Regions from separate parts of the Homo sapiens genome. Here region 2 is linked to region 1. A link is an interaction called in ENCODE POLR2A ChIA-PET data of the cell type or tissue named here. Cell type or tissue: MCF 10A. All regions are shown on one strand. Region 1 overlaps FKBP1A-SDCBP2 (FKBP1A-SDCBP2 readthrough (NMD candidate)). Region 2 overlaps SIRPB2 (signal regulatory protein beta 2).

Region 1 (2,500 bases):
TTAGAAGAAATTAACAACATGAGCAACAACATTTAAGTGACATTTCTAGAACATTCCATCCAACAGCAGCAGAATACACATTTTTTTTTCAAGTGCACATGGAACATTTACCAAGATAGACCATATCCTGGGACATAAAACAAACTTTAACAAATTTAAAATAATTGAAGTTATGTGAAGTATGTTTTCTGATCAGTTGTGATGGAATTAAACTGTATGCCTCTCACTCATTCTTAAAATGCAAGGCTGGTTTTATACTGAATTAATAATTAGTAACCTTCCAAAAAAAGAAAGTACAAGACCCAGATGGTTTCACTGGTTTCACTGGTGAAACCAAATGTTTAAGGAATAAATAGTATCAATTCTCTGCAATTTCTTCCAGAAAACGGAAGCAGAGGGAATACTTCTTAACTCATCCTATGAGGCCAGCACTACCCTAATACCGAAACGAGATTAAGATATTATAATAAAGGAAAATTAAAAACCAATCTCTCAGGAACACAGATGTACAACTCCTCAATAAAATACTAGCAAATCAGGAGGAGGTGGAGCAAGATGGCTGAAAAGAAGCCTCCAGCAATTGTCTACCCTGCAAGAACACCAAATTGCACAATGATCCACACAAAAAAGCACCTTCATAGGAGCCAAAAATCAGACAAGTGATTACAGTACTTGATATTAAAATCATATTAAAGAAAGAGGCACTGAGTGTGGTATGGAGAGAGAATATGTGCACTTCTGGAAGAGAGCACAGTGATTGTGGGACACTGCAATGGAACTCAGTGCCGCCCTCTCACAGTGGAAAGCAACGGGGCAGAACTTCGCGAGTGCCCATGTCCTAGCCAGGGGCAAATCATCCATCCCAGCAGTCAGAACGTGAGTTCTGGCAAACCCCGCCAAAGTGGGCTAAAGTGCTCTGGGGTCCTAAATAAATTTGGAAGGCCGTCTGGACCAGAAGGACTGCAATTCCTGGGCAAGTCCTGGTGCTATGCTGTGTTCGGAGCCAGTGTACTTGGGAGGCATGTGACCTAGTGAGACACCAGCTGGGGTGATCAAGGGAGTGCTTGTGTCATCTCTCCCCCAACTCCAGGCAGCACAGCTTACAGCTCCAGGAAAGACTCTTTCCCTCTGCTTGAGGAGAGGAGGAGAAGAGTAAACAGGGCTTTTTTTTTGGCAAATTGGATACTAGCTCAGCCACAGTAGAATAGGACACTAAGCAGAGGTCTGAGGCACTCGTTCCAGGCTCTAGCTTCTGGATGACATTTCTAAACTTACCAGAAAGGAACCTACTGCCAGAACAGAAGGACCCAGTTCTGGCAAAATTCATCACCTGCTGACTAAAGGGCCCTTTGGCCTTGAATAATCAGCAGTGTTAGCCAAGTAGTACTGGCCGCAGGCCTTGGGTGAGACTCAGAGCCACACTGGCTTCATGTGTGACCCAGTACATTCCCAGCTACGGTGGCCTCAGGGAGAGACCCCTTCTGCCTAAGGAAAGGAGAGGGAAGAGTAAAGGGGACTTTGTCTTGCAGCTTGGGTACCAGCTTGGCCACAGTTGGGTAGAGTACCGAGTACCAAGTGGGACTCTGGGGCCCCGATTCCAGGTCTTGGCTCCTGGATGGCATTTCTGGACCTGTACTGGGCCAGAGGTAAGCCCACTGCCCTGAAAGGAGAGAATCAGGACTACAAGCATTCACCATAAGCTGACTGAAGAGCCCTTGGGTCTTGAATGAACATAGGTGGTAGCCAGGCAGTACTCACCACGGGCCTAGGACAGTGGTGGCCATGGGGAGACTCCTCTGCCTGAGGAAAGGGGAGGGAATAGTGGAAAGGACTTTGTCTTGTGGCTTGGATGCAAGCTCAGCCGCAGTAGAATAGAGCATCAGGTAGACTCCTAAGGTTCCCAACTACAGGCCCTGCCTTCTGGACGACATCTATGGACCCACCTGGGGCCAATCTCAGACAGAGATTGATGAATATTTGGATAGATAATTCAAAATAGCCATTTTGAAGAAACTCAACAAAATCATGTTGATAACAGAGAAGAAATTCAGAATCCTATCAGATAAATTTAACAAAGAAGTTGAAATAATTAAACAGAACCAAGCAGAAACTCTGGAGCTGAAAAATGCAACTGACATACTGAAGAATGCATCAGAGTCTCCTAACAGCAGAATTTGTCAAGCAGAAGAAAGAATTAATGAGCTTGAAGACAGTGTATTTTAAAATACAGTCAGGAGACAAAAGAAAAAAGAATAAGAAAGAATGAAGCATGCTTACAAGATCTAGAAAATAGCCTCCAAAGGGCAAATCTAAGAGTTACTGGCCATAAAGAGGCAGTAGAGAGAGGGACTAGGGTAGAAAGTTTATTCAAAAGGATAATAACAGAGAACTTCTCAAACCTAGAGATATATCAATATTCAAATACAAGAAGGTTATATAGAACACCAAGCAGATTTAACCCAAATAAGACTACCTCAAGACATTTAATAATCAGACTCCC
Region 2 (2,500 bases), 120 kb before region 1:
CTACTGAGGTGTATGGTGGTCGGCTCCTGCACTGATGGTATGATAAAATGGGTGAAGGTGAGCACTCAGGACCAACAGGAAATTTATAACTTTAAACGTGGCTCCTTCCCTGGGGTAATGCCCATGATCCAACGGACATCAGAACCACTGAATTGTGATTATTCCATCTATATCCACAATGTCACCAGGGAGCACACTGGAACCTACCACTGTGTGAGGTTTGATGGTTTGAGTGAACACTCAGAAATGAAATCGGATGAAGGCACCTCAGTGCTTGTGAAGGGTAAGGATCAGGCCCTGCAGACCACACATTTGCTCCAGTCTGTTTCCCTGCACAGTCACCTTTATCCACTGTATCATGCTGTATCACACAAAATTTCAGTGGCATACAACAATACATATTTGTATCTCTACATGCACATTTACATGTGGCTGGGTGGTTCCACTCCTCATGTCTCATGCCAGAGCCCAGGCTGGAGAGGTAGCAACTATGTGGGGCATGTTTTCTCATAAAGATGGCAGAAGCAGAAGCCCAGTCCCAACTCTTCAAGTACACCTCAAGCATCTACTCACATTATGTCTGCTAACAGCCCACTGGCTAAAGCAAGTCACATGGCTCAGCTCCAAGTCAAGGGACAAGGAAGAATAGTCTTCCACCATGCACCAAAGGTAAGAGTGTGGATGTACCCTATTACAAGCACAGAGTCAAAACCTGAGGCTGATCATGTCATCTACCACACTCCCCAAGTACTCAATCATGGCATCTGTAAGTCCACCTATGGTGACCTGAATACCCAAATCCTGGGCCTGTCATTGAATAGTAGTTCCTTCTTAAGTCAGTTACCCTGGCTCTACATGCCTCAAGTGCTTTGCTTGAAAAACAGGCAAAACAATTTGTACTTCAAGGGTCATTCGGGTGATTAAATAGAATGGATGCTTGTGGAAACACCCCATAAACTGGTGACATGGAGAGTATCTGTACGTGGGAGTTCATTTTAACTTGATGCCAGATTCAGGAAGGCTTCACTGGCTTCTTCCGAGCTATGATGGTGCCTCCTCTGTAGTCCTGCCATCTTCTGGGTTTCCGCCTCTGGGCAATTTTTTGACCATCTCCACTGGAAGACAGAGAATGGCTTCAGGGCCGGGCACTTGTGTCTTCCTGAGTTTCATGTTCCCCAATCCTACCATTGGTATGTAGTAGGTACTCAGAGCTTTTTTACTGAATGAGTCAACTGGTGAGTAATAAAGAAAGCAGGAAGGAGTGGCTGAGTGAAGAAATCTGGAAAGAAGGAAGGGAGGGAAAACACCAGGTAGGAAATGAGTGAACGATGGAAGAGGAGAGGGAATTCAACAAGGACCTCCTCTTTGGCTTCAGGAGCTGGGGACCCTGAACCAGACCTGTGGATCATCCAGCCCCAGGAATTGGTGTTGGGGACCACTGGAGACACTGTCTTTCTGAACTGCACAGTGCTTGGAGACGGTCCCCCTGGACCCATCAGGTGGTTCCAGGGAGCTGGTCTGAGCCGGGAGGCCATTTACAACTTTGGAGGCATCTCCCACCCCAAGGAGACAGCGGTGCAGGCCTCCAACAATGACTTCAGCATTCTTCTGCAAAACGTCTCCAGTGAGGATGCAGGCACCTATTACTGTGTAAAGTTTCAGAGGAAACCCAACAGGCAATACCTGTCTGGACAGGGCACCAGCCTGAAAGTGAAAGGTGAGACAATTGGTTTTGGACTTGTCGGGAGAGCGGAGCAGGTATTCAACAGGAATTTTTCTACATGTCCCGAACAAGCCAGTTCTTCACAGCCTCCATGTCTTTACATAAGTTTTTCCCTCTACCTGGAATGCTTTCTCCTTTTCTCTGAAAACTCCTACTCATCCTTCAAGGCCCAGCACAAATGGCCCTTCCTCTGTAAAACCTTCTCCTCCTCTCAAGCAGAGTTAATTTCTCCCCATTCTGGTTTCCACAGAACTCTGTATAGATCATTAATAATTCAACAAACATTGGCCAGGCACCGTAGTTCACTCTTGTAATCCCAGCACTTTGGGAGGCCAAGGCAGGTGGATCACCTGAGTCAGGAGTTCAAGACCAGCCTGACCAACACGGTGAAACCCCGTCTGTAATAAAAATACAAAATTAGTCAGGCGTGGTGGTGCATGCCTGTAATCCCAGATACTTGGAAGGCTGAGGCAGGAGAGTCTCTTGAACCTGGGAGGCGGAGGTTGCAGTGAGCCAAGATCGCACCCTTGTACTCCAGCCTGGGCAACAAGAGCAAAACTCCGTCTCAAAAAATAATAGTAACAATAATAATTCAACAAACATCTACTACATGACTGTTGAGTGTCCTGCACTATGCTAAGTACTGCAGACACTGCAATGAATTAGACAGGTCCATACCCTAAACGTGCTCCAGTAGAAAGTCTAACTTTGTCCTTCATAGCTGCAGGGTTTGACTTCTAGCCCATACCCACATAGAAACTGGCAGACTCATCCCAG

Evidence for each region. ChIA-PET counts read pairs that join two places held together with the same protein. Peaks named below come from ENCODE experiments on the same cell type or tissue, not always from the same donor. Only the 100,000 strongest peaks of a DNase experiment are listed, where the experiment ranks them.
Region 2: POLR2A ChIA-PET joins it to region 1 with 7 read pairs; 4 of 35 experiments call an interaction of 5 or more read pairs at or near these places.

The regions. Positions count from the first base shown.
Region 1 is chr20:1,353,805-1,356,304 of GRCh38, reverse strand. All of the region lies in intron 2 of FKBP1A-SDCBP2 (FKBP1A-SDCBP2 readthrough (NMD candidate)), which reads left to right. All of the region lies in intron 1 of SDCBP2-AS1 (SDCBP2 antisense RNA 1), which reads right to left. Among named protein-coding and RNA genes, the nearest start is that of SDCBP2, 26 kb to the right of the region's middle. In MCF 10A, no CTCF peak of the experiment used is centred here; no DNase peak of the experiment used is centred here.
Region 2 is chr20:1,477,483-1,479,982 of GRCh38, reverse strand. SIRPB2 (signal regulatory protein beta 2) reads left to right here. Exons shown (of 5, transcript NM_001122962.2): 2 at 1-283; 3 at 1,376-1,717. Among named protein-coding and RNA genes, the nearest start is that of NSFL1C, 12 kb to the right of the region's middle. RefSeq lists an enhancer at 585-1,784. In MCF 10A, no CTCF peak of the experiment used is centred here; a DNase peak (open chromatin) is centred at 1,212.